7 separate regions of the Homo sapiens genome follow, and all the other regions are linked to region 1. Evidence: read pairs that join two places in POLR2A ChIA-PET (ENCODE). Cell type or tissue: MCF 10A. All regions are shown on one strand. Region 1 holds the start of LINC02800 (long intergenic non-protein coding RNA 2800). Region 2 has its middle 25 kb from the start of GRHL3. Region 3 overlaps STPG1 (sperm tail PG-rich repeat containing 1). Region 4 has its middle 33 kb from the start of GRHL3. Region 5 overlaps STPG1 (sperm tail PG-rich repeat containing 1). Region 6 overlaps STPG1 (sperm tail PG-rich repeat containing 1). Region 7 overlaps STPG1 (sperm tail PG-rich repeat containing 1).

Region 1 (4,000 bases):
TAAGTCTAATGAAATGTTAGCAGTTTTTACTCACAATATATTGTTCAACAAAAAAGGCAGGTTATAAAACAATATGTACAGTATGAGCTCATTTTGTATAAGTGAAAAAAAAAAAAAAAGGCATGTGGTCTGCGAGCACCTCCCAAGCAGCTCACAGTGATCATTTCTAGGTGCGTGAGTGGGTGGGGGTCGGGGCGGCGGGGGGGCGCGTTACAGGTACGTCTTTGGTTTTTGTTTGTTGCAGCCAAAGTTTCTAGTTCTAATTATTCTACAGCTAATGTGTATTGTTTTTATGTAAAGGAAAAACAGAGGTATTTTTAATCACCATAAATAAGAACGACTATCCACCTCAGCTGACTCATGCGATGTCCCCAGGCCAACACGTGGGCTGAACCCAGGCCGCCTTCCACCGAAAACCACCAGGTGTGCCATTGTGGTTTGGGGCACCGGCACACCAAGCAGCGGCCTGCTTTGCATTTTCTTTTTCTTGTTTGTTCACAGTGACAGCTGATGACCCACTGGTGGCATTCCGTGTAACAAACACATGCCAAAGATTGCAGATTTCGTAGGCAGGAGGGAGGGAAGGAGGGAGGGAGGGAGGCAAAGGCACGCTGGAGTTTATCAAGCAATAAGTCCTGGCATCTTCCTTATGCAAAACCCAGGCTGGGAGTGGACAGTGATAAGGGCTAGGGACAGATATTCTGTAGGCTGTGGATGCCACGCCAAGAGGAAGAATGAAGGGAGGGGTACATGGAAGGAGATGGTGGCTGAGGCAGGAGGGCACGGGGAAGAAAGGGAGGTGGTTCAGAGGCTGCTCCCCCACCTGCTGGGCCCTTTCCAGGGCCTTCCCAGAAGTTCACCTGATGCTAAGCAGCAGGGGTGTGTGGGCAGCAGGGGTGTGTGGGCAGCAGGGGTGTGTGGGCAGCAGGGATGTGTGGGCAGCAGGGGTGTGTGGGAGGTGGGGATGTATGCCCTGGCGGGGGATGGGGGAATCAGGAAAGAGATTCTATTTGGCCAAGAGAGGGATATTGAGGCTATAGAGGGCTGGAGAATCATGTTCAACGGTGAGTGTGGGGAAAGATGGATCCAAGATGGACCCTTTTAAAAAGACACGTGCTTTAGGGAGCCTGTGGTTTCATGGGTCTCCACAAGCATCCAGAAATCTGTCCTCTGACAGCACCCTGGCTGCCCATCCCCTATCACAGGGTAGGTAGAACTGTCTATCTGTTATGATCCACAGCAGCCATCCCCCAGCCGAGCCCCATCTCAGCCTCCTGAGGCTCAGCCCCCATCTCCCCGTCTCGAGGCCCAGCCCGTGTCTCAGCCTCCCGAGGCTCAGCACGGTCTCCCTCCATCTTAGTCAAGCCCTGTGCCCAGCACAGGGCCGAAAGACAGAAGATGCCCACTGAGCCCCCAGTGAACACCTGAGTCTGAAAGATGAGTGTGGTCTGAGTGGCGAGTGACTCACCTGTGCCTGAGGCTTAGGAGACCCACCTCCCAGGTTCCCTTTAGCTCGCTGTGATCTGAGCTTGGGAGCATCGTGGAACAGGTCCCTGCCTTTTATTCCATCTGCACAGCAGGGTTAGTCCTGCCCGGCTCCATCTCTGAAGAGGAGGAATCAAAAAAAGGGATTTTACAGAGTTGAGGGGGAAGAGAGAGGGCGCAGGAAACCTATTCCAAGCTGGCATGTCCTGCACGTGCCTGCTGGCTTTGGGGAAGTTGGCGGCCGCTAGGGGCCTGGACAAGAAGGAAAGGTTGGCCAGGGCCTGGGTTGCCAGATTCAGCAGCTTGGCTGGAGGCTATAAGCAGGAGGAGGCCAGGAACTGGATCTGAGAAGAGAGGACCAGTCCCAGGAAGAAAGCTGAGACACTGCTGTCTGGGAGGAGCCAAGAGCTTGGTTTATTGTACCAGGAAGAAAAGTCTAGGCCTCTGCCAGGGCAATCATCAGAGAACACTGCTCCAGGGAAAACTGCCTCCCACTTCCTGGACCTCTGTGGGCAATAGAGAAGTACATGTCAGCAGTGCCTCCTGCTGGACAGCCCCAACATTACACTATTTGTCCAATGTCAGAAACAGAATGTAAGACGGATGTATCTGGAATGTTCAAGCTGGAGTAACACCATCCAACAACTATTACTGCTGCTGCTGCCACTTTTATTGATGGTTGACTGTGTCCCAGGCACTGTGCTAAATAATTTTATTGGATGATCTCAATGTTCACAACAGCCCTATGAAATAGGAACTATTACTAATCCAATTTTTCAGATGAAGAAACTGAGAAACAGTTTTTTTCTGAGGTTTCAAGTTAGCTGGTAGCAAGATTAGCTGTGCAGCCCAGGCCTCTCTAGCCCAAAAGCCCATGGTTTTTTGTTGTTGTTGTTGTTTTTTGAGACGGAGTCTCACTCTGTCGCCCAGGCTGGAGTGCAGTGGCGCGATCTCGGCTCACTGCAAGCTCCACCTCCAGGGTTCACGCCATTCTCCTGCCTCAGCCTCCCAAGTAGCTGGGACTACAGGCACCCGCCACCACGCCCGGCTAATTTTTTGTATTTTTAGTAGAGACAGGGTTTCACCATGTTAGCCAGGATGGTCTTAATCTTCTGACCTTGTGATCTGCCTGCCTCAGCCTCCCAAAATGCTGGGATTACAGGCGTGAGCCACGGCGCCCGGCCCAAGCCCATGGTTTTAACCGCATTCTTGGGTATCTCAACCAGTTCAGGATGATGGAGAGTTTTCGTTTTTGTATCATCTCCACTTGGTTGGTAGAGGCTGCCTAGAGCTCTGGGTTGAGAGGATTCCTGAGTGCTGTGATGAATTTGTGATATCTGCCAGCGGCACTGGAAGGGATGTGGCCGCATGCGTGTGAGTTATGTTTTCATCTCTGATCTAGTCCAATCTATTGTATACTGTGATCCTTATAGGACCCTGAGAAAAGGAATCAAGGCTAAATCTTTTTTTTGAGACTGGGTCTTGCCCTGTTGCCCAGGGTGGACTGCAGTAGTGTGATCACAGCTCACTGCAGCCTCAACCTCCCAGGCACAAGTGATCCTCCTACCTCAACCTCCCAAGTAGCTGGGACCACAGATGTGTGCCTCCACACCTCACTAACTTGTTTTGTTTTTTGTAGAGATGGGGTCTCCCTATGTTGCCCAGGCTGGTCTCAAACTCCTGGGTGATCCTCCCACCTCAGTCTCCTAAAGTGTTAGGATTACAGGCGTGAGCCACCGAGCCCAGCCTAAGGCTCAGTTTTCTGACCTCTGTCTTTACTCAATCACTCGGTGACCTAAAAGGCATCTCAAATGTAGCATGTCTAAATATGGAACTCTTGATTTGCACCTCCAAACCATCCCTCCACCATCTTCCCCACTAAGTAAAAGGCACCGCTAGTCTTTGTTGGCTCAAGACAAAAAGCCTTAGTATCACCCTTGACCTCCTTTTTCTCTCACCCCTGACATCAAATCTTTCAATACATCTCACTGGTTCTCCCCTTGAAATATATCCAGAATCCAGCCACGTCTCACCACCTTCACAGCTGCCACCACCATTGTCTTCCCTGGACTAATGTAGTAACCAATCTTGCTCCACGTGTCCTTACCCCCTGTATTAGTCTGTTTTCATGCTGCTAATAAAGACCAGAGACTGGGTAATTTACAAAGAAAAAGAGGTTTAGTAGACTCACAGTTCCAAGTGGCTGGGGAGGCCTCACAATCATGGCAGAAGGCAAAAGGCACGTCTTACGTAGCAGCAGACAAGAGGGAATGAATGAGAGCTAAGCAAAAGGGGAAACCCCTTATAAAATCATCAGATCTTATAAGACTTATTCACTACCATGGGAACCGTATGGGGGAAACTGCTCCCATGATTCAACTGTCTCCCACCAGGTCCCTCCCACAACACGTGGGAATTATGGGAGCTACAATTCAAGATGAGATTTGGGTGGCGACACAGCCAAACATATCACCCACTACACCTTAGTCTCAACTCAGCAGACATCCTTAGGCCT
Region 2 (4,000 bases), 93 kb before region 1:
AAAAGCAGAAATTAGCCACTGACCTTGAGATATTTTTGTCTGAATCTGGGAGACAATTTTAAGCTAAGCTGGGGTTGGATTTACCAGAAATATCCAGGGGTTTACTTTTATTATTTATTTCAAATGTAATATATGTTTGTGGGAGAAAATTTTCAGAATTACCAAAGGCAATAAATAACTAAAAATTTAAAAACATTACTCCACCATTCAATGCTGATATTTTAAAACCTTCCAACCTATTCTTTCCATAGTAGATTTTTTTTCACAAAAATGGAATCACAGACAAGATATTATGTTTTATAAGCTTGCTTTTTTCTTTTTTTTGAGATGGAGTCTCGCACTGTCACCCAGGCTGGAGTGCAGTGGCGCGATCTCAGCTCACTGCAACCTCTGCCTCGTGGGTTCAAGCGATTCTCCTGCCTCAGCCTCCCGAGTAGCTGGGATTACAGGAACCCACCACCACGCCAGCTAATTTTTTTTATTTCTAGTAGAGACGGGGTTTTACCATGTTGGCCAGGCTGATCTCGAACTCCTGACCTCATGATTCACCCGGCTCGGCCTTCCAAAGTGCTGGGATTACAGGCGTGAGCCACCGCGCCCAGCCTAAGCTTGCTTTTTTCCAAAAAATGTATCAATAGATTTTGTTGTTATTAATGAATGTATCAATAGTTCTTAAGCCCACTGGGCAAATTATTAAGACTCTGTAACTAGAAATGATTCCCCCGCAGCATCCTGAGAGATGAACATGATTCCGCACAGTGACTTCAGGGTGGCTTATTAAGGGGATAAACTCCTCCACCTCTTCTTGTTAAGCATGTCTGTTCGACAGTCCAAGCCCAAGATGAAAGGCAAGTGGCATGGCTGAATCAGCACTTTGGTCCCACCATGCCTGCCACCTGTTTTATTAAGCGTGCCAGTGTGTCAAGTGCTGAGGAATGAAAAGAAGGGTGTTGTTGTCAACCGTGACTTTATCCCCTCACTCCAGGCCTTCCCTCAGCCACCTCAGCTGGAGAGGCCTTGAGGCTGAGGAAAAAGTGCCTTCCAGGAAAGCAACTGCACACATTTACCTCAGAAAATAGGAAGCCCCCAAGAGCAGTGAATGAAACATTACTTTGCTGTCTTTGGAGGCCAATTTCCAGGTCTCTCCATTTTAAAATGAATGCAGATACAAAATCTCCTCAGTCCCCTGTAGCCGCGTGTGTCGTGTTTGTCCCCTTGGGACAGAAAATGGTGAGCTTATGTCCTGTGGTGAGCAAGAGCCCCCCTTGACCTGAAGTAGCTTCCATCCGTCCCTCAGCCTCCCCCTTTTCCTTTCCAGTAAAGAAACCCAGTTGCCTGGTACAGTGTCAGACTTTGCAAGGCTGTTAACGACCTATAAAAGTCCAAAGACAGACTACTCCAGAAGGAGGAATCACTGACTAAGGAAATCCTGAATGCCCTAAGCCTGCTCATTAACAAGAGGCGAATAATAACAGCCAAAGTGGAGAAGCTCATAAATTACCCAAGGAAGCCCAACGAAGTTGGGGGGTGGGGCCTGACCAATGGAATCCAGGGTTCACTTCTGGGGTTAATGGAATCCTGGCTGGTCCCTGGGATTGCCCAAGGCCAGGCGTGGTGTTTCCTTCCTGCCTTGCTGGGAGAGGTGTGGAAGTTTGAGGGAGGTGATTATTGCAGAGTCACCAGCAAATCAGGGCGATACTTGCTCTGGGCCACAGAGGGAAGTGGGTCACGCACTGGAGAGTATTAGAACTCCAAGCTTTGTCTTGGCGATGTGCTCCCAGATAAGTAAACAACATCCCTCCCTTTCCCTCCCCCTACTGGGCATCTTCCACTCCCAGTCATTTATCACAGGCTGAAGAAAACACATTATTAAAAAGAAAAAGGAAAGGCGGGGAGGAAGACCTAGGACTTCTCAAACCCCTTTCCTTCCAAGAGCTCCAGGCTCCATGCTATGATCACTATGAGCTTCCCGGACGGGCTTCCACACCCCCAGCAAACTGGGGGATGAGTTTAATTTGCTTTCCATTAAAGCTCCTGCTACTTACTAAAGATTTCACAACGTAATGGCTCAGTATAAGCAAAATGGAAGCCCCAGGCATGACTCAGCCCACCTTTTCATGACTCAGGATCTGGAAGAAATTGGAGAATGTATGATCAAATCTCGCCTGTGGCACATCCAGTACGAAGAGGTTTCCCAATGCCCTGATGTTTGTGTCTGTGTAGACGGTGATTTCATCACTCCACCAATAAAGCCTAACAGTACCAACAACAGCAAAAGAATATGGTAGCTGACCCTTATGGAGCCTTATCCATCCCAGGCATTAATAGACACACACGTTTCCTCCTCCGGCCCTCATGCTAAACTCAAGAGGAAACCTAGGCTCAGAGAGGTGACGTGACTGCCCAGATCGCACAGGGTGAGAGCCATGGCCAAACTCGGGGCCCAGTTCCCTAACTGTAGGACTACAACCACATTTTGGTGCCATATTTGATACAAACTCAGGTAGAGGTTAAGATCACGGGCCAAAGAGCCAGAAAGTCCTTGGAGACTGTCTTGGCCGCATACTTTAGGGTGAGTCACTTTGCCTTCCTGAGTCTCACCTGTAAGATGGGGGAAATAATACCGTTTGTGAGGATTAAATGAGATTCTTCACATAAAACGCTTAGCACACTTGTAATAAGTTGTCTGTAACTGTAGGTTGCCATGGACTGGGAGTGCCGGCTTCTGGGGGCACCCAGGTGGGAGGGTTTGGGGAGGGCCCCAGCAGGGCCCTTAGAGGAGCCGCAGAAAGCAGCGTTTGCCATTTCCACAATTTCGATGAAACCCATAATTATAACCCCTCCTGCCACCCCTGGCCCTGGGGCAGTGATAGAATCTTGCTGCTTTCGGGGTCAGGCCTAATCACCACATGGATGGGCAGGCACAGGGTGCTGTGGGAGATGGGTGGGGGACAGGTGGGAGAGGGCACTTGTGTCTGAGTCAGGCAGCAGGACACACCCAGAACTGCACCGTGGCGCACCCACCCAAATGCAGAAGCTGCTGCGGCCCCTTTCACAGGAGATCGCAGAGTGAGATTGCAAGGCCTAGAATTTCTGCCCAGGTTTTTTTCCCTCCTCCCACCCTAGGAGCACATATGTAACATGCTGAATTTGAGCCAAAGTCATATTAAATAACAGCTCCTCTGAATTGAGTTCTTACCGTATACCAGGCCCTAGGCTGGACACGTTTTATTTATATTCTAATTTAATCCTCACAACAGCCCCATGGGATGGTATCAGTTGGGTACACATATGTAGCAGTTACTATGTGCCAGGCACTGTTTTAAGCATTTCACGTCTATGACTATCCACGCCTATGAGGGGAGTACTATTATTTCTCCCTTTTTACAGCTGGAGAAACCAAGGCACATAGAGTGAAGTAATCTGCTCAAGGTCACAGGGCTAGAAAATGAGGGAGCCAGGTCTCAAAGCAGGGCAACTGGACCTGTGCACACACTTAACTTCTACATTACAAGCCTTCTCTACCCCACGAGCTACTGTTATTATCCCCATTTGGCAGATGAGCAAACTGAGGCTCAGAGACCAGAGCCAGGATCTGGCGCCAAGACCCATGCTCAAATCGTTATACCAGACTGGCCTACACTCTGACTGCAGTGCGTCTTTTTTTTTCTTTTTTTTTTTTTTTTTTTTTGAGATGAAGTCTCGCTCTGTCGCCCAAGCTGGAGTGCAGTGGCGCAATCTTGGCTCGCTGCAATCTCCGCCTCCCGGGTTCAAGCAATTCTCCTGCCTCAGCCTCCCGAGTAGCTGGGACTGCAGGTGCGCACCACCATGCTGGACTAATTTTTTTGTATTTTCAGTAGAGACAGCGTTTCATTATGTTGGCCAGGCTAGTCTCAAACTCCTGATCTCATGATCTGCCCGCCTTAGCCTCCCAAAGTGCTGGGATTACAGGCATCAGCCACCGCGCCCGGCCAGTGGGTCTTTTTTCAGTAGGACATGA
Region 3 (4,000 bases), 160 kb before region 1:
GTGGTGGAGGGCGCCTGTAATCCCAGCTACTCAGGAGGCTGAGGCAGGAGAATTGCTTGAACCGGGGAGGTGGAGGTTGCAGTGAGCCGAGATCATGCCACTGCACTCCAGCCTGGGTGACAGAGCAAGACTTGGTCTCAAAAAGAAAGAAAATAGCTATTACCCTTATAATGATAGCTGTGGTTATTGTATATCCTATAGACCTACTAGGCTATATTATACAATACAGCTGTTATTTGGCATGGCAGCTCAAGCCCCCAGCCCAAATTTGGAAGCTTCTTCAAGGAAAATGGTGAAATAACATAAGAGTGGAGGATGCTCAATTTTTAACTGCTTTATCTGGAGAAATATCTTCTGGCTTTTGCTCAAGTTTGAACAGGTGGTTTGAGATCGTTCTTATTTTATGGCGTTTGCATTTGTCAGTCAGCAGACTCTATAGATTTCTAGTTCTGTACTGGAGGCTCAGGTGAACAGGACACCACGCCTCCAGCCAACCTCATCTGGGAACAGCCTCGAAGCCAGGTGGAGGAGCCTGCAGCAAAATGCCGGGTTAGGTGGCCCCAGGGGTGTATGGCCATGTACAACCCATGGGGCCGTCTTCCCACTGGGCAGTGCAGCGGGACTGCGTGTCTGGGGCTTCTAGGGCTCGCTGGCTCTCTGTCAATGCTTCACAAATAAAAGGTCTTTGGTTAATAAGTCTGAGAAGCACTGCATCGTAACCCTCTGCCCCTGAGAACATCGCAGTCTGCACAGGCATCTTAAAGGCTCTGAGAAGGCCTGCAGTAAAGGAACCTATTAACCCGCTGTCTCCTAAACTTGGGTTCACCCTGATGAGGGGATGGTGCCCCAGGCTCTATAGCACGACATTTGTATAGCTGGCTCTGTGGTCTGGGGCTGCTCTGGGCACCTCTCTGGGTCTTCATTTCTCTATAAGCGAAAGAAGGGTGTCTGCATTTCTGACACATCAGAATCCCAGGTTTGCTCACCATGGACTCAGGAGAGCACACAGGGGACAACGAACGTGGAGCCAGCCTGGACCCACAGAGGAGGTCCAGATTATGTATTTTAAAATTAACGTGGGAAAGATGAAGCTAAGAAATTTATCATTTTATTTGGAAAGCAAGAAGATAAGACTGGTAGGCTTTGGACTATTCTAAAAAAAACATTTATCTGTTCCCGATGAATGATGAAGAAAATGATGTAATGAAAAGAAAAGACAGCTGAATATCAGAGTGTTGAGGAAATATCCAAAATCCAGTTTCTCAAATTCCAGTTCTGTTTTCTCCTGTGTCCCTGGAGGGAAGAGAGGGACAGGAGCTACACGGGTTCCTGAGGTCAGTAGACCCCTGAGGTGACCCCATCTGCATGCACCTTCCCTTAGGACTTTGTCCACATCAGAACTAATCCTCTTTAGCTCTCCACGGCTACGTGGAGCGGCGGTGACTTGCCGCCATGTTTCTTTCTCGGGAACACACGCGTGCCATGCAGGGGGAGACCTGCCCTCATCTGTCTTGGGTTGGAGTTGATGGGCTTCCCATTCTTGGGCAGAGTTACAGCTACAGAAATGCTTTTCTGGATCTGCTTTCTTCAGGGTGCAGGAAGCATCAGTGCAGATATGAATTCTCCCTGGAGTTTTTAGTCTCATGTTACTGGCCAAAAAATGTAAAGCCCAGCCGTGAGAGGATGGCTGGATATGACCAAAGCTCAGGAGGCCACCATTAGGGCAGGGAACGGCTGATCACGTCCCCTGAAGAGGCCATGGAGGCAGCGTGGGCAGTGGATTGATTAGCGTAGGCCCCAAAGTCAGTACCATGGAACCTCCACTTTCCCTGCTCACCAGCCCTGTGGGCCTGGGGGAAGGGAGGTCACTTAACTCCCAGTGGGTTCAAAGTCATCCTTGGTGAACCAGGATAAGAACACCTCATAATGTGGTTGTAAGGATAAAAGGAGATAACCCACAAAATTCACATGGTAACTTGTATTTTTATCAAAGCAGGTGAGCGGGTCCTCTGTGTCTTCCTAGGGTTTCTAGTGTGGCCCCGCAGGGCGGATGCTGTGCTTGGGGCTGGCTGTTTGTTAGCACTGGCATTTCTGAGCTCCTTAGCTAAAGGTCATGCCATCGGGTGTTCCTTGGCCATGGCCACCTTGCTGACTCAAAGCTAAGAGGACTTCTCAGCTTCCAGGGTGTCTTCAGAAGCAAAGTGAAGTATCAGCCAAGGTTTCGCTTCTGAGGTCTTCAATATCCGTCACAGTGATGACTCAATCACTTAGGGTGAGTCAGGGTGAGAGTTTTGGAGATCAAAATAGTTCCTCCTAGGCAATGCCTTCCAACTCATGCTCCCCAGCAAGGAGGTGCAACACTCAGGGCCATTTTTCTAACCCTTGATCTGCTTCCTGGAGTTTTAAGCCACTGGATTTGCACAGACACGCTGTCTTGTCACAGCTAGAGCTGAAAAATCAAGCCCCGTTGGCCCCACTCCAATTTTGGTAATTAGATTGGACCCACCCTAACTTCCCCTGGGATTTTCAATTAGATATGGGATGCTTCTTCCCAAGCAGCTGTAATCTGTCACCCGCTACCCTGTTAAACAGATACTGCATTCCACCCCAGAGGCAATCGGCTGCCCTTTAATGATGAGAAAAATTGCCCCTTTATCCCTCCCAACCCTGGGAATCCCTGAGGCGAGTGAATGTGTGCCTGGGAGTGTCTGGAGGGTCTCAGATGCTTTCCCCAAGTGGCCTGCTGAGTCCTCTAAGACATTCATTATTCTTAGGTGATTTGCAAACAGCTCACATTGGAAGCTGCAAACACACTTAATCCAGTTGTGGCCAACTCAGAGCCTTTGATAGATGTTTTCTTTCCACGGGGCAGGGCCAGGTTGGCTTTTATAACTGAGCAATGAGGCTCATAAAAGCCCTGGTCACAATGCACTGTGGGCTGCCCTGGGTTTGATCCAGCCTGACCTTTGTGATTTGTCAGCCCCACCTCGACATGGAGGGACCAGCCCTGGATGAGGATGAAACTGTCATGTGGGCCTCAGATGCCTGGGCTCCTTTACATGCTGCCAGCCCTCTGCTTTTCTCTGCACTTCAGCAAATGTTCCCGGGATAGGGCTAGGGGCCTCAAAGCTGAGGAAGACACAATACCTTCCCTTAAAGAGCTAGGCAAGTAAAAGCCATAGAAAATGCAACATTTTAAATGCAAAGTAATAGCCAGAATGTATTCAGGGGCCACATACTCTGAGCTGAGAGCTCTCAGATGTGACCTGCCGTCGTCCTTCCACCTCTCCTCCAGGTGGGTGTGTCATTCCGAGTTTACAGTGAAGTGCAGGCTGTTGACGGTGGTGGGGCTGGGATTTGAATCCAGGTCCCTCTGCCTCCAAAATCCATCTCCAAAACCCATGTTCCTCACTTGAGTCACAGGATGGGAACATTCAAGACAGTCAGGTGGGGGGTGGCGAGACAGGCGTGGGTGGAGGAGAGAAGTTTCCCTGGAAGAAAGTGAGAACGTCAAGAATTGAATTCGAGTTTGCAGGGAAAGTTGGTGTTTCTCACAGAAGGAACAGCAGGGACAAAGGCATGGAGTTGCTGAACTGTGTTGTGTTGGGTGTTTCTGGAAGGTAAAACGGAAGCAGCAGGACATGGGAGATTAGGCTGGATTGAGAGGCCATAAATAGATCTTGCCTTTAAGTTTTCATCAGGGTTTGTAAGTGGGGAGTATCAGAAGCAAGTGAACAACCCAGGAAATCACTGGTGAATGGAGGGTTGAAGGCAGTCTAGGTGCTCAGCGTCTGTCTCCTTGTGTCCCAATTCCTGCCATAACAGCTACAGCTTTCCCCATTCCATGCTTTTGCTCCTGCTGTTCCCTCTGCTGGAAATGCTCTTCCCCACCTGAAGATTTTCTGGATTTCTGGATGGATTTCTGGATTCATCTTGTTGGAATTAATGTCCCTCTGTCTCTGTCTCTTTCTCTCTGCTTTCAATGCAGTTTTTTATTTTA
Region 4 (4,000 bases), 85 kb before region 1:
GTTAGATAAGCTTCCTTCATGCATGAATTACAGTGCAGTCAATGTTAATGAAGCAACAACTTACACTAAATAAAGTGTGTTTAATAGAATCACACATAAAACAAGGTTCCATATTGCTTGGTTAATGAAAATGTGATCAGTGGCTCACAGGAATTTCACCTTGGATATATCTAGGAGCAATGGTTCTGTATTTGGGAAGTCAGCGTTTGCGGTGACTTTATAGGAGGAGAACTACCGTAAGTAGTGAGTGTCAACTGTATAGAACAACACAGAAGTTCTTCATTCAATGTACTTATCTCTGTCTCTTACACATGCACACACATACATACATACATACACATTTATACTTTTTTTTTTTTGAGACAGGGTCTCACTCTGTTGCCCAGGCTGGAATGCAGTGGTGCGATGTCTACCCACTGGGGCTCAAGTGATCCTCCTGCCTCAGCCTTCCGAGTAGCTGGGACTACAGGCATGCACCAGTACACCCAGCTAGGTTTTTTTTTTTTTTTGAGATGGAGTCTCATTCTGTCACCCAGGCTGGAATGCAGTGGCGTGATCTTGGCTCACTGCAACCTCCACCTCCTGGGTTCAAGCGATTCTCATGTCTCAGCCTCCCAAGTAGCTGGGACTACAGGTGTGCAGCACAGTGCCTGCCTGGCTAATTTTTTTTTTTTTTTTTTTTTTTTTTTTTTGTCAAGACGGGGGTTTCACCATGTTGGCTAGGCTGGTCTTGAACTCCTGACCTCAAGTGATCCACCCGCCTTAGCCTCCCAGAGTGTTGGGATTACAGGCATGAACCATTGCATCTGGCCGGTTTTTAAAACATTTTTTGGAGAGTTGAGGTGTTCCTATGTTGCCCAAGCTGGTCTCAAACTCCTGAGCTCCAGCGATCTACCTGCCCTGGCCTCCCAAAGTGCTGGGATTACAGGTGTCTCTACACACACACACACACACACACACAATTGGCCAGGTGTGGTGGTGCACACCTGTAGTCCCAGCTACTCGGGAGGCTGAGGTGAGAGGATCACTGGAGCTGGAAAGTTCAAGACTGCAGTGAGTCGAGATTGCACCACTGCACTCCAGTCTGGGCAATAGAGTGAGACCCTGTCTCAAAAAAATTATAAAATAAAATAAATGAATCTAAATGGGATCCTACTGTGTATATTCTTTTGCAGTTTTCTGTTTTTGCTTCACAGCAGGCTGTATGTGCTTTCTGTGTTGCTGTGCCCAGAGACCAGCCTCACTCTTTTTAAATATCTGTGTGATGTGAATGTTTGTTCTCTCGTGTGCTTAACCATTTGCCCCTTTGATTGACATTTAGGTTGTTTCTATTTTTCATTACAACAAACATTTCTTGTCCATGACAATAGGGATCTGTAATGGGCCCTTCCATTCCTTCATAGAGGGTTTTCACTGGGAGAGACTGGGGCCAAGACTTGCTCAGATCTCTGGGCAGAGCTAGAGCCAGAGGACCCAGAATCCCAGCAGAGCTCCAGTTACCTGTGAGAGAAACAGGGGCCTGCGAGGGCAGGGAGGGTGGGCGGAGGGCGGTGGGCACAGAGCCCCCGCTCCCTGGCAGTGCGTGTGGTCCCATTCCTCAGGTCCTTGTGCAAACACCGCTTTGTCCCTGGCTGAATAGGAAAGTCAGCCCCAAATTAGCACTAATGTGAGGGCGTTTAACCCTCTTGTGAGGCCCTTTGAGAAAGCACAAAAGAACTTTTTCAGGGGCTGGGCTGTGCAGCCCAAACAGGTCTGACTTGGAGACACATGCCTAGCAGGAATGCCAGCCCTAGGGAGACTCAGCAACTGCCCTCTCCTGGCAGGTAACCCAGCAGATGGAATCTGAACACAGCCCCCGGTCCTGGAAGGCCTGCACCCCAAGGGCTGTGGCAAGCAGGGGCAGGCCACTGTGCCAGAAGGCAGGATCTCATGGCTGGTTAACTAACGTTTTGACATCAGGGAGATCTGGGTTCAAATCCTAGCTCTGCTATCACAAACTGAGACCCTCTGAGCACGTCTGTTCCCCATCTGAGCCTCAGCTCTCTCAGCCATCACATGGGGATGATAATAGTGATGACCAGAGGAGCTTATTAAGAAGGTGACCTGAGACGATACAGTGTCACCTTCTCCGGGAGCCTGATCAGGCTGTTTAAAACCACAACATTAGGTGGGGCACAGTGACTCACGCCTGTAATCCCCAGTATTTTGGGAGGCCAAGGTGGGAGGATCTCTTGAGCCCAGGAGTTTGAGATGGGTCTGGGCAACATGGTGAAACCCTGTCTCCACAAAAAATACAAAAAAGAAAAAAAAAAAAACAGAAAAATTAGCTGGGCGTCGTGGTACACACCTGTAGTTCCAGCTACTTGGGAAGCTGAGGTGGAAGGATGGCTTGAACCTGGGAGGTCGAGGTTGCAGTGAGAGCGGTGATTGCACCACTGCCCCCCAGCCTGGGCAACACAGCAAGACCCAGTATCAAAAATAAAAACATAAAAAAAAAAACAAAACCACAGCATTCCCCTGCCCAACTCCACTCCTCTCTCCTCCTTTGCTACCTTATTTCCCTCCACAGCACATGCCCCTTCTAACCTGCTGTATAAGTTACTTATTTGTTTCACTTACTACGTGCCTTTCCCAACCATAAGCTGCACGAGGGCACAACTTCATACCTCCTCTGTGCATCGCTGTATCCCAAAAGCCTTACACGGTGCCTGGAGCACAGTGGGCCCTCAATAAATATTGGTCATGTACAGAAGGCTTAGCACGGTGCCTGGCACATAGGAGTCTTTGATTTTAAAAGACAACTTTGGCAGCTGCCGCTGTTGGCATTGTCCTTATTCTCAATGTAATTCCCCAGGGCACACAGACAACCAGGTCCCTGTGCCACTAGGCTGTGCCTATTGGGATTCTCACCCTCCTCAGCTCATAAATCAAGAAAGAGAAATATTTGGGCCCATACAAAACCACAGCAGAGGGCTGGGCCTTGCCCAGAAGTTGCCTCTGAGTGGAGTCTGTACGTGCGTGCGCGTACGTGTATTCGTTGGCCTGTCTGTGTGTTTTCCCATCAGCACAGGTGCCTGCTGGGGCCACGCTGTACACCACAGGCTCTCCTCTCTCTCAAGATGGAGGTCGGGGTGTAGCTGCGTTTGGGGAGCAGCTGCCACATCTCCTTAGGCATGTAGCAGCCTGCGTGTGCTCCGGAGACAGAGCAGCGTGGGTGAGGCTCAGGGTTTGCCTGCCCCAGTGGCCTCTGCTCCAGAACAGGCTTGTCTGGGCCTGCCCACCCTTAATCTAACCACAGAATTGGGGAACTGACTGAACCCCAATTTCTAGGGGGGTACAGCTTGAACGCCAAGGCTTCTGCCACTGTCTCCATGGCCTTGGCCCAAACCTTATTGGCAAGAGGCCAAGTCAAAGGGCCTCACGTGGGTGCTGGAGGTTCCAGATCCACAGGCCATCTCCTGGGTTCTGAAAGGGTCACTCGTGTTTCCCAAGTGCCCACTAAGTGCCAGACCTGCATGAGGAGCGGGATGGAGGGGTGAGCAACAGAGACCCAGCCCTCCCCCATGGGGCTCCTGGGCTGGGCCAAGGAGGCAGATGTTAAACAAAGAGTTACTTAAATTACAGATGTGATGAGGCTGAGAAGGAAAATTCAAGGGACTGTGTGTGCTTTGAACTGGGCTGAGGTGGGTGCTTTGAACTGGGCACCTGAGCTGGGCTGAGGTACTCTCTGAAGAAATAATATTTATTTATTTATTTAATTTTGAGACAGGGTCGTGCTCTGTCACCCAGGCTGGAGTACAATGGCATGGTTACAGCTCACAGTAGCCTTAACCTCCCGGTCTCAAGCAATCCTCCCACCTCAGCCTCCTGAGTAGCTGGGACCACAGGCACACACCACCACACTGGGCTAATTTTGTTTACTTCTGTAGAGACAGGGTCTGTGTTGCCCAGGCTGGCCTTGAACTCCTGGACTCAAGCAATCTGCCCACCTTGGCCTCCC
Region 5 (4,000 bases), 180 kb before region 1:
AACACTGGGCTGGCACTCATGACATGCCAGGTACCCCTCAAAGACCTTTGCATTTATTACCTCATTTAATCCCCATAATAACCCCATGAGCTAAATCCCATCATTATCCATACTTTTCAGATAATGATCCTGAGATGAAAAGAGGGTGAAGTAGCTGGTGCAGTGGAGGCTGGGCAGAGTGAGGATGAACCCAGGTAGCAGCTCCTGGTCCTCAGACCCTGTTTCCCCAGCATCTTCCCGAGGTGGAGGCACCTCCCACAGCTCGTCTTATGCCCTTGACACAAGGTTAATGTGTGTGCTGTCTTACCTCCACCACCTGCCTAGGAGCTCCTTGGGCAGTGGTCATTGCTGTCCTTTCCAGACCCCACAAACCCCTCAAAAATGGATCAAATGCCCCCAACTCAAATCTGCGCATTTCCCATGGAGTCACGACCACACATCCATCCATGAGCACTGTTGTGATACATCTCCTTCCTCCCATTCCTAAACCCTGTGAGCTGCTAACAGGTTGCGCCTGTATCTTCCATCCTTGGCACAGGTCCTGATGCACAGTAGGTTTCAATCAGTGTCCGCTAAATTGCATTTTTGCCCCCATCCCACGCAGGGCACTTCAACAGGCTGCTAATAAGCTGCTCAGTCCCACTCTGAAGGTTTGTGACTCCCAAGGGAGGGTCCTGGCTCCATGGAGGCAGTAGCAGGCAACATCGTGCGTGGTGATGGTGATGGTGATGATGATGATGGCGGGCCGCATCGGCGCTGTTCCACCCACTTTATGTGTATTGACCCCTTCAATCCTCACACTTAGAGGCAGCAAAGGAGACAGTGGGTAGGGCTTCCCTAGAGCACTAGTAAATGCGAGTTCTCTTCCCTTCTCCCTCCCCATACATGTTTTTGTTTTGTTTGTTTATTTGGTTTTTGCCAAGAAACCAAGGAGTGGCTAAGTTCACACCAGTCACAACTTGGATTCTCGTTCTCTGGGATTTGCTCTGAGAGGCTAAATTCATCCAAGTCACAGAATGTCAGTCGCAGGAACTGTTTTTGCACAGGCGAAAGGCCTCTCTGAGGGTGGCATCCGCCCACCTCTAGAAGTCACAGGAGAACGCTTGACATTTCCCTCCCAGAGACCTACTTGGGCGTTGCACGAAGGCGGTGGTGTGCTGGTCAACCACCATTTACCCTCCTCGAAGAAAAGTGCTGAGATGTAGCATCTGCCCGTTTTTGTGACATAAATACTGCCACCGTGGCCAACTTCAAGCCACCAGCAGCAACATTTTGGAATTTTTAACAGTTGTCCTCACAAGCTGCCGCTGGCCAGCTCCAGCTGCCGCTGCCTGGAGGACTCTCTTTTTGCTCACTAAGAACAAACAGGCAGCACTCCATTCCTCCAGGCTAAGTGGTAACAGCCTTCTTGCCATTTGCCTTGGACTCAAGCCAGTATGCAAAGTGGCAGAATTAAAGTGTGTTAAAGCCCAGGAAAGTTGTGAGCTTCAGCAAATGAAAACACGAGATGTCCAGTTAAATTAGAATTTCAGATAAATGGCAACTCTGTTAGTACAAGTATGTCCCAAATATTGCATGGGATATACTAAAATCATCATCTGCAGTTTATCTGAAATTCTAATTTAACTGGGCAGGTAGGATGGAGCCGGCATTTAGGTCTTGCATTTTGTCTGGAACCCCTAGCTCCTCAGACACATATGAGTGCTCAGAAAATTCTTGCAAACTGATGGTCAGGTTCAGAGTGTGGTGATAACCGGGAGCTAGAGGTGTGTGTCTTCACTATCTACTATTTAAACCTAGAAGAGTCACAGTGACACTTCCTGTGTCAGCTTTCCTAGATTCAGGGACTCTGGAAGCTCAAAAGCACCCAAGGCCCAACACCTTGGACTTACAAATAAGGAAGCCCAGAGAGGTGACTTGCTCAAGATCACTTAGCGTGTGGCAGCACTGAGACTACAATTTCTGATTCATAACCCGGTGGGGATTTTTTTAATCCTATGTAATCTCATTTGAGAATTAGTTTGGTTTCGTGGTTAAGAGCAGACTCTGTGGTCAGAATGCCTCGGTTCTGGCTCTGACATTTACTAGTTATGTGGGCCTTATCTCTTTTGGCCCCAACTTCTTTAAAATGGAGATTAAGTGAGCTAATAGTACATGTAAAGTCCTCAGAACAGTGCATGGCACAAAATGAGCACTCGAGAAATTGATGCTTGCCCTGAAAACAGTTGCCTAGAAAAATCTCTTCCTTGTCTCCCCATAGCCCTTCGCATCTGCATCCACAACACGAGGGTTCTCCTGGGCTCTCGGCCTGGGGTGCTGGAGTACCTGGCTCCACAGTGCCTCCTGCTGCCTGCCTCACTCTCCATGGCAGTCAGTTCCTCTTCCGTCCACCGGGGATCATTCTCACCTAAAGCAGGAATCAGCACCCCTGTCGTCACCTCCCATGGGGCAAGGGTGAAAGGACTCACTGCATTTAAAAGTCAGCACAGAAGAACCCGTTAACAGCACTTTGACCCTATCCCTTATATGAAACCATAATTACACACTGCCCAGCCAGACTGGAAAGTCCTGGAAGGCACTGATGGTACCTTGGGCTTTCTACCCTAAGGAAGGCAGTAGGGATGGTGGAGACAGGACAGGCCTGAGTGGCAGAGATTGGAGACAGCAAGCTCTGGAGTCGGGCTGTCTCGGTTCAGCTCTGGGGTTTGCCACTTACTAGCTGTGTCTCTGGGCCTCACTTTCCTTAAAGTAGCCCTGATCATACCTCACTGTAAAAGGCTTGTTGTGAGGAGTAAACAAGACAGCACACACCGTGCGCTTGGCACTGAAGTCAGGTACTGCCACTTACAGCAGCGGGACCTTGGGCAAATTCATCTCCACGTGCCTTAGTGTCTCCATTTATCAACGGGGGACAGTAATCCCTTCATCACTGGCTGATGGTGAAAATGAGACCAACTTTGAAAAGCTTCTGACACCAAGCAGGTACCCAGGAACCTCTTGCCACAGTGGAGCATCCTTAGCATTTCACACCACTCAGCCAACTTCTGTCAACATTTACTTCCCCCTGGTAACTAGCATGGGAAATGCAATGAAAGCCCGATGAGCTCCCGCAGCAGAAATGAACTTGGAAGTGACCTCTCACTTATTCCTCTCTCACATGCCTGCATCATTCAGCACTTGAGCCTCAAGAGCTTGCCTCTTTTTGTCTGAGAGTTAGAAATGGCCTGGTTTGGGTTGAAGGTTGTTTTTGTTTCATTTTGCTTTATAAACAGAAACACTCCCTGGTTTCTCTTCTGAAAGGCTGAGGAGGAAGCTGAGTCAGGTGGGGTGGGGTGAACATGAAATCGCTCACCCTTCCCTTGCCGTGGGTCTGGCTTACCCAATCACTGCACACTGACTTGCACATCAGCCGCATTCAGTGTCCCACTTTAGGCCCATTTCTCTAATGACTTGAAAAAACAACTGTGTTCTTTTGGAATGCGGCAGGGCATAGTGGAAAGAGCAAGGGCTTTGGGAGTCTAGCCTGGCTTGGAATTCCAGCCCCACCACTTGGTAACTGAGACGAAGATCGGGCAAGTCAGGAAATGGTGGAGCTAGGCTGTCACCCACCAAGTGGTGGTAGCGCCTGTGCTGTGGGATTACAGTAAGGCTTAGTGTTAATGGATGTAAAGCCTGTGGAAAAGCACAATGGAATTGAAGTATCTCGATGACACCACCTTCTCTTCCCTTTCAGAATGATATCCCAGGACCTGGGTTCTACAATGTTATTCACCAGTCACCGGTGTCCAACAGTGTCTCATTGTCCAAGAAAGGAACTTGCATGTTTCCCTCAATGGTGAGAACCACTTCTCTTGAGTAAAGCATTAACTGGTCAGTAATTTCCTTCATTCATTGCATAATTATATATTGGACATCTGGTCCTTTCTCTCCAAAGGCCTATGGTTCTAATTAGGAGAGTAACTGCCTCCTCAAATTTCATGCAAGTAAATTGGACCCTGTG
Region 6 (4,000 bases), 180 kb before region 1:
CTCATTCCCGTGTGAACTGGATGAGAATTTCATATCCCCCACCCCACCGCCTCTTTCAGTAACTTTCACCTTTAGCACCTCCTCCGCTTCTGCATCCCAAGACTTAGAGGGAATTAAAAGTAGCTCTCATCAGAGAAAGATCAGAATGACCAGTAGGAATGTGATTATGGGTGAGGCTGACCAAAAAACTCTGTGGGTCTATAAATTTTAGAAACTTCCTCATGACTGTTGAAACAACTACACCCAACCTTTTGAGAGACCTGTCATCTCTCTAAGTCTGAATGATATAAAGAGCTTTATTAGTATATTCCAAATCTTTGCTCCAGAATCTTCCACAGGACTGACTAGGAGAAGTGTATGAGGCAGGTGGGTGGAGAGTTTGATGGCCTCTCTGTATTTGCATGCTGGCAGGAGTGGCTCTAGAAAAGTTAGTAGGTGCTGGAGAGAAGTTCATAAATGCCGGCATTTGGCCAGATTGGAGGCCACAGGCCTGGCAAGTAAACCAAGGGGTGTGTAGTGTTGGTGAGTGAGTGTTACTGTAGCCACATTCTGAGACTAATTCTATTACGATACTTTATAAAACATTGCCTCTACTGGGACTTTTTTGGGAAGAAGTTTTTTCATTTTCAAAATGTAAGTTGTAGGTGTTCTAAACCAAAAAAGAGTCTATGATTGAATGGGCTTGCTGTTATCCCAGAGCCATGTCGCTCAACCCTTTCCCCTTTAGAATGGGCTCTCTGATCCATGTCATGTAGTGGAGGCTGACTGCTTGGGTAGGAATGCTGGTCCTCCGCCTGAATTAGCTGGGGAAGTTCAGCTTCCTCATCTGTAAAGTAGAGATAATCATAAGATCCACTGCTCAGGGTTGTCCTGAGGATTCAACACAAAAACCCACCAAAGGTATTGGTTAACTCTTGGCCAGAATGAAAAAGATGAAGCACGTTCAAAGCTGGGGTGACCTTACTTCTAGGAGCATCAGCAAATCCTTACACACTGCATGTAGCCACTTCTTATTAGAATTCGAGTTTGGCAGAGTTGGATACTCAAGGAACAGATCAGCGTTGGAGTTAACTTCCCATTACTGAAGAGGCTGGGGTTGAGCTGGGGCTTGAACCCAGGTTAGGCTCTGAACAACTTAGGCTCTGGACAAGAACACTCCCGCTTCTGGTGCTACACCCCCCCAAATGCTAGTGGGGGTCCATAAACCAGACGCTGAGGACCGTCACCACCAAGCACAGAGTGAAGTAGGGGGGCCCTAATGCCTTCCTTTTGGCTCACCCACTTTCTGTGTTTGTGTAGTTATTGATTCCTATCAAGTGAGAAAATCCAGGGCAATGTTCTCAAGCTTTTGACCATTAAATAGTGGGAAATTTTTTGTTTTATCAGACTCCAATACTTGCCATGCTATCTTAGGGGAAAGTGATGTTATCACTGAGTTTCTGTGACTTTTGTCCCTGTTCTTTTGACAAACATTGATTCTGTTTGTTTTTTAACTGAAGATAATTTATCGTGGCTTCCTGAAAGGGTGGGATTGGTTCTGTTAAACCGTGAAAATACTGTAGGATTTGATGAAAACAGTAATTTGGTGGAGGGTAGGAGGCACAGATGGACAACAAGCCCCCTGGAGCTTTGTTTGAAGCAAACTCGTTGCTTAGGCAGTTCAGATCATTTAACCTTAGAAACAAGATGTGAGATTTTACTCAGAAGAAAAGCCTAGGCTGAGAAGAGCATCTAAAGCTTCCTATCACATAAATTACCCAACAGCTGATGAGTCAAGGGTAAGTGGCCTGGAACAGGATTGGGTGGAAATGCATTTATGGCAAAATCATTTTTGCCAAGTCCCAAACAGAAGATGAATAATTTGAGTTAGTTTACAGAAGCGAGTACAGGTCTGAACTTGCGTTTTCCAAGGGAAGATCCTCAAAGCCTGAGGTCAGTTTATCATTGTTACTGCCAGAGTTTCGCCTTTTATAAAATGCATTTAGACCTTGTGCTGGTCACCATCTTTTTGACATCTGTCCTTCAGATCCACAATATTATGTGACAATGCTGATTCCTTTGGTTGTCTCCTTACAGTGCGCCCGATTGGACACCATCATTTCTAAATACCCTGCAGCGAATGCATACACTATCCCATCGGATTTTATTTCCAAGAGAGACTTTAGTAATTCGTGTTCCAGCATGTTCCAGTTGCCAAGCTTTATGAAAGCTCTCAAGTTTGAAACTCCTGCACCAAACTATTACAATGTAAGAACTCTGCCTATGCTTGCTAAATACAGATCGAATTAATGGTTTACTAAAATAAAAGGAAGAGGGGATCTTGGGGACATCGTATTTTAATGCAGTTGTCAAGCCAGTTAGCATTTGTTGACTACCCAATGGGTGCCTAAGGCTGTACAAGACTCTTACAGGGAATTTGCAGACCCCAGAGATCAGGATGGGCAACATGGAGGCCAGTATCAAGCTGTGGGGAGGCCACTGCCCTGAGAAACACATATTCTAATTACTCTTGTCCTGTAACCTTTCTGGGACGTAGTTTTCTCATCTGTAACAATGGGTGTATTATTTACCACTTTGTCTGCAGCCACTAATGATTTACTTTTTAGGTTCTTCTAGGGAAAATAAACTTTCATATCAGAAAATAGGTGTTTTAACAGTCGTGCCCTGCTGTGCCAATTATGATCGCTTTGTATTCACTGACGCAGAATGGCATGGATGGTTAAGAGATGGACTCAGGAAGGTTTGGTTTAGCTCTCATCTGTTGCCACTTTCTAACTGTGCGGCCTTCGGCAAGTCCCTTAACCTTTCCAGGGCTTAGTTTACTGATCTGTAAAATGGTGATGTATGTTCACCTCATCGTGTTAATGCAAATATTAAATGAGATAATGTATGCTTCATGCCCAGGACAGCACCAGTCACACAAGGACCACACAATACATGGAGATTGGTAGGGCTGTCTTTGTTAGTACATGAAGGGTATTTACTTACCCTTAAATACAAGCAAGTAAGTAAGTCACAGCCCCCACTGTACAATGGAATCAATTCTACTTGCCCTACAGGGTTACCATAAGGCAACGAACGTGAAAGCACTCTGAAGTGCGCAAGATATGAATTGTACTTAAGACATTAATGTTATGCCATTTTCCAAACTATTTTGGTTTTATACATTTATTATACCATTTCCTTTTTTCCTTCATAATATTGATAATTAATAATTATTTTTCTGACTACAAAAATCCTGCCCACCTTCTATGATGGATTCAAGCTTTTTTTTGAGACGGAGTCTTGCTCTGTTGCCCAGGCTGGAGAGCAGTGGTGCAATCTGCAGGCTCCACCTCCTGGGTTCACACCATTCTCCTGCCTCAGCCTCCCAAGTTGCTGGGACTACAGGCACCCGCCACCACACCCGGCTAATTTTTTGTATTTTTAGTAGAGATGGGGTTTCACTGGGTTAGCCAGGATGGTCTCAATCTCCTGATCTCGTGATCCACCTGCCTCGGCCTCCCAAAGTGCTGGGATTACAGGCGGGAGCCACCGTGCCCGGCCTCATTTAAGATTTTCTAGTAGCCACATCTAAAAAGAAAAAGGGACAGATGAAGTTAATTTGAGTAATATAGTTTACCCAACAGATCCAAAATATTATCATTTCAACACTAATCAATATAAAAGTTATGAATTTTATATTTGAGGAAGACTATTTTCCTTGTAGTGAGTCTTTAAAATCCAGTATGTGTTTTATTCTTCCAGCACATTTTAATTTGGGCCAGCCACGTTTCCAGGGCCAATAGCCACATGCAACCTGTGGCTACTATACTGGGCAGTCCAACTCCAGGCAGTCTTCCCTCGGCATAATCAGAGCCTGAAAATGATGAGGAGGAGGAGGAGGAGGATGAAGCACTTCTCATGTACTAAGTGCTGGTCTAAGAGTTATGTATTAATCATATTTAATACTCACAAGTGAATCCATAAAGTGGATTATCTTGTTCCCAGTATAAAGAAG
Region 7 (4,000 bases), 190 kb before region 1:
AAGATAGATAGATGATAGATAGATAGATAGATAGATAGATAGCTATAGATGGATAGATAGATAGACAGATATGTACTATCTGGCCCTTAGAAAAAGTTCGTTGATCCCTACATACTTTAGAGTTTATAGTATATATCTTTAACTTATCATGGTCTACCATCAAGTGATATTATAACACTTCACATATAGTAGAAGAACCTTAAAACAGTATATTTTTATTTTTCCCTTCCTGGCCTTTATGTTATTGTTGTTAAACATTTTACTTGTACATATGGTATAAACCCTACAAAACAGTTGTTATTTTTGCTTTACATAAATTTTTTTTTTTTTGAGATGGAGCCTTGCTGTGTCGCTCAGGCTGGGGTGCAGTGGCGCAGTCTTGGCTCACTGTAACCTACACCTCCTGGGTTCAAGCAATTCTCCTGATTCAGCCTCCTGAATAGCTGGGATTACAGGCACCTGCCACCATGCCTGGCTAATTTGGTGAGGAGGCCTCCCAAAGTGCTGGATTACAGGCTACCACACCCGGCCAGTAATCATTACTTTTTAAATGTTTAAAATGTTATATTTAAATTATTCAAGGCTGGGTTTGGTGGCTCATGCCTGTAATCCCAGCACTTTGAGAAGCCGGGGCGGGCAGATCATGAGGTCAGGAGATCGAGACCATCCTGGCTAACACGGTGAAACCCCGTCTCTACTAAAAATACAAAAAATTAGCCGGGCGCGGTGGCGGGCGCCTGTAGTCCCAGCTACTCGGGAGGCTGAGGCAGGAGAATGGCGTGAACCCGGGAGGCAGAGCTTGCAGTGAGCCGAGATAGCGCCATTGCACTCCAGCCTGGGCGCAAGAACGAGACTCCGTCTAAAAAAAAAAAAAAAAAAAAAAATTGTTCAATTTATACTCATAATTTTATATTTTCTATTTACCCACATATTTACTATTTCCAGAGCTTCATTCCTTTATGTGATTCAGATTTCCTACTGGTATCATTTTCTTTGGCCTGAAGGGCTTCCCTTAACATTTCTTGTAGCTCCCATTTGCTGATGATTCTTTCAATATTTATATAGTTTTAAAAGTTTTTATTCTGCTTTTGCTTTTGAAGATATTTTTACTGAGTACAGGATTCTAGGGTGACAGGTTTTTTTTTTCCTTTTATTGCCTTAAAGGTGTTGTTTTCAGTATCAATCTGCTGTCATTCTCGTATTTGTTTCTTCATATGTGACATGTCTTTTTTCTCTGCCCAATTTTAACATTTTCTTCTTATCACTTTTTAAGCAATTTGATTATGGTTGGCCTACGGTGTCATTTTCTTCATGTTTCTTGTATTTGATGTTAAGTGACTTTCTTGAATCTGTGAGTCAATAGTTTTTTTAATCAAATTTGGAAAAATTTCAACCATTTTTTCTTGAACTATTTTTTTCTATTTCTTCTCTCCTCATATTTCTTTTTTTGAGAGCCTGATTACATATATATTAGGCTCCTCAAAGTTTCCACACAGCTCACTAATCCTTTTTCTTGTCCTTTTTCTGTTTTATTTTGTATAGTTTTATTTCTAGGTCTTCAAGTTTACTAATCTTTTTTTCCTCTAATGTCTAATTTGCTATTCATCTCATCTAGTGTATTTTTAATCTCAGACATTTAGTTTTCACATCTGGTAGTTCGATTTGGATCTTGTCATTATATCTTCCATATCTACTTAATATGTTCAGTCTTTTCTCTGGCTTCTTGAACATATGAAATACAGTTAGTGCAGCAGTTATAATGTTCTTCTCCACTAATTCTATCATCTGTATCATTTCTGAGTTGGTTTTGATCATTTATTTTCTCCCCACTTTGAAGTATATTTTTCCTTCTTCCTCCTATTAATTTTTTATCAATGCCAGGTATTTTGAATTTTACCTCTTAGGTGCTATTTTTGTAGTCCCATAAATATTCTTGTGCTTTGTTCTGAGATGCAGTTAAATTATTTGGAGACAGTTTGATCTTTTCAGGTCCTGCTTTAAAGCTTTGTTAGCTGGAACCAGAGCAGTATTTAGTCTAGGGGTAATTTTGCCCCATTTCTGAGGCGAAACCCTCCTGCATACTCTATGTTCCATGAATTATGAGGTTTTCCCGCTGTGACTCATGAAAACAGGAGCTATTCCCGGCCCTGTGGAAGCCTCAGGGATTGCTCACTTGAATTCTGCCAGGCGGTTCCTTCTCCAGCCCTGGGTAGTTTTCTCATGCCATGTGTTGGTCAATACCCAGGAACTTACTCAGGGGACCCCGTTGCAGAGCTCCATAGCTCTCCATCTGGGTAGCTCTCTCTTCTCTGGTACTCTGCTCTGTGAACTTAGCTGTCTTGGTCTTTCTGGACTCCCAGATCTATTTCCTCAACTCAGGAAGACCACGGGGCTCCATCTGGATCCCTTCTTCCTGTGCTGTGGTCTTGAGATTTTCTCCTGGCAGAAAGCTGGGGACCATCTTATTGCCAACCTCATTTACTTTGCTTCTCTCAGGGATCCCTGTCCTTTGTTGCCTGATGTCCAGTATCTTGATTGCTTTATATATCTTGCCCATTTTTAACTTTTTTTTTCCAGCTGGGAGGGCAAATCTAGTCCTGTTTTGGTAAGAAATAGGAGTTCAGTCATCCAGAGTGTTTTTCAAAAATTCTACTTTTTAAATTGTTTCATCAAGAGGGCTGCTCTGACACATGCATTTCTGTTATAGCCAGAAGCCTTGGATCTCCTTTCCAGTCAGGCAGAAACCTCTCCTTTCCCCAGGAGAATGTCCTTCCTTTAACCTTTTTTAAATAACTCTCTTTTTACTGCCTCCTCTGCACACTCTCTTAGCTGTTCTATAGGCTTAGGCTTTTAGAAACAAAAGCCAGGAAGTCTTGCAGCTGCTTCTGCCTTTTGATTTGCTGTATAGCTCTCTTAAAGCAAACAAACCAAAAACATAGCCATTCATCTACTTAAATGGGGAGGGGAGGAGAAGAATACATTTACTGTATATTGGTATCCCCAAATATTTTCTACTTAAACACGTATTCAGCTCCTTTTACTTGCTTCATCCTCCACCCAGGCAGATTAGGCTTCAGTGTCCCTCTCCCCATCGTGTTTATTGAGCACTTACTAGAGGCCAGCTCAGGAAGAGGAAGCACAGCTCAGAGCTCAAGAGCCTGGACTCATTAGGCAAATCATGTTCACACCCTACCTGTTCCGCTTAAGTGCTGGGTGATTCGGATGAGTAACTTAATCCCTCTAAGCCTCAGTTTCCTCAACTGTGAAGCTGGTTCATGATTGTACCCCTTGAGGGGTCCCTGTTGTCTTCAGGCTTCCTGCTCTGAAAAGGAGTATTGTTTTTTAAAAAAATTCAGAGATGAAGAAATGAGCCTTACTGATAGTTTCCATACAAACCACCCTCTGTCATGGCTAACACATACTTTCTTCTTTCCTTCTCTTGACTGTTTTTTTTCCCCCATTTCTGCGCGTATTTCCTCTCTGAAGGTTAGGATTCTGATGTTAAAATAATTTGGCTTACTGTTGTGAACAGCCTACAGAGTCAGGATGCACCCCCCCACCCAAAATTTGGTTTGGATGTCAAGACTTACGGTGCCACACACACGCTCATGAAGAGTGTAGGAAAAGGCTTATCACCCACATAGTGAGGCCTTCTGAGGACAGCAGCACAGCCTTCCTAACCTGATCCAATAATGGCTTGAGAGAGCAGGGAAAGGAGCCTGGCTTGGGGGTTTTCTTATGGTTGGAAAGCGAGGCTGGACTGAGGGCAGGGGTCTGCGTGGTTTGAACTTCCAGCTGGTGCCACAGGAGGGAGCTCTGGGCTTTCTCATCCGCTTGCCCAGTGGTAGGGCAGAAGGGAATGAGGGAGTGGTGAAGCTGAAGAGCTATCAGCCATCAAACATCAAAAAACTGGAGTCAGAGTCCATTACACTTACAGGTTAGAGTCTATAATCAACCTGCTATGCAGACAGATGCTGCCAAGTTCTAGCAGTTGTGGAAG

What was found. Peaks named below come from ENCODE experiments on the same cell type or tissue, not always from the same donor. Only the 100,000 strongest peaks of a DNase experiment are listed, where the experiment ranks them.
Region 2: POLR2A ChIA-PET joins it to region 1 with 17 read pairs; 5 of 35 experiments call an interaction of 5 or more read pairs at or near these places.
Region 3: POLR2A ChIA-PET joins it to region 1 with 13 read pairs; 8 of 35 experiments call an interaction of 5 or more read pairs at or near these places.
Region 4: POLR2A ChIA-PET joins it to region 1 with 10 read pairs; 4 of 35 experiments call an interaction of 5 or more read pairs at or near these places.
Region 5: POLR2A ChIA-PET joins it to region 1 with 20 read pairs; 24 of 35 experiments call an interaction of 5 or more read pairs at or near these places.
Region 6: POLR2A ChIA-PET joins it to region 1 with 14 read pairs; 24 of 35 experiments call an interaction of 5 or more read pairs at or near these places.
Region 7: POLR2A ChIA-PET joins it to region 1 with 12 read pairs; 24 of 35 experiments call an interaction of 5 or more read pairs at or near these places.

Annotation. Positions count from the first base shown.
Region 1 is chr1:24,200,068-24,204,067 of GRCh38, reverse strand. LINC02800 (long intergenic non-protein coding RNA 2800) reads right to left here and starts at 3,828. Exons shown (of 3, transcript NR_027087.2): 1 at 3,677-3,828; 2 at 1,469-1,604. In MCF 10A, a CTCF peak has its summit at 2,028 (motif pointing left); DNase peaks (open chromatin) are centred at 397 and 1,897.
Region 2 is chr1:24,292,647-24,296,646 of GRCh38, reverse strand. No RefSeq gene overlaps it. Among named protein-coding and RNA genes, the nearest start is that of GRHL3, 25 kb to the left of the region's middle. In MCF 10A, a CTCF peak has its summit at 1,736; DNase peaks (open chromatin) are centred at 1,606 and 2,146.
Region 3 is chr1:24,363,676-24,367,675 of GRCh38, reverse strand. All of the region lies in intron 7 of STPG1 (sperm tail PG-rich repeat containing 1), which reads left to right. It also overlaps a transcript of GRHL3 not described here. Among named protein-coding and RNA genes, the nearest start is that of GRHL3-AS1, 44 kb to the right of the region's middle. RefSeq lists enhancers at 2,349-2,398, 2,163-2,457, 1,660-2,859. In MCF 10A, no CTCF peak of the experiment used is centred here; a DNase peak (open chromatin) is centred at 2,255.
Region 4 is chr1:24,284,592-24,288,591 of GRCh38, reverse strand. No RefSeq gene overlaps it. Among named protein-coding and RNA genes, the nearest start is that of GRHL3, 33 kb to the left of the region's middle. RefSeq lists a silencer at 1,559-1,853 and enhancers at 1,295-1,893, 1,894-2,492. In MCF 10A, no CTCF peak of the experiment used is centred here; DNase peaks (open chromatin) are centred at 1,831, 2,171 and 3,161.
Region 5 is chr1:24,383,737-24,387,736 of GRCh38, reverse strand. STPG1 (sperm tail PG-rich repeat containing 1) reads left to right here. Exons shown (of 9, transcript NM_001199013.2): 4 at 3,734-3,835. Among named protein-coding and RNA genes, the nearest start is that of STPG1, 28 kb to the left of the region's middle. RefSeq lists an enhancer at 3,168-3,217. In MCF 10A, a CTCF peak has its summit at 2,357 (motif pointing left); DNase peaks (open chromatin) are centred at 2,386 and 3,336.
Region 6 is chr1:24,377,900-24,381,899 of GRCh38, reverse strand. It overlaps STPG1 (sperm tail PG-rich repeat containing 1), which reads left to right. Exons shown (of 9, transcript NM_001199013.2): 5 at 2,077-2,247. Among named protein-coding and RNA genes, the nearest start is that of STPG1, 34 kb to the left of the region's middle. In MCF 10A, no CTCF peak of the experiment used is centred here; a DNase peak (open chromatin) is centred at 1,819.
Region 7 is chr1:24,392,313-24,396,312 of GRCh38, reverse strand. The region is part of intron 2 of STPG1 (sperm tail PG-rich repeat containing 1); the gene reads left to right. Among named protein-coding and RNA genes, the nearest start is that of STPG1, 19 kb to the left of the region's middle. In MCF 10A, a CTCF peak has its summit at 3,789 (motif pointing right); DNase peaks (open chromatin) are centred at 2,182 and 3,842.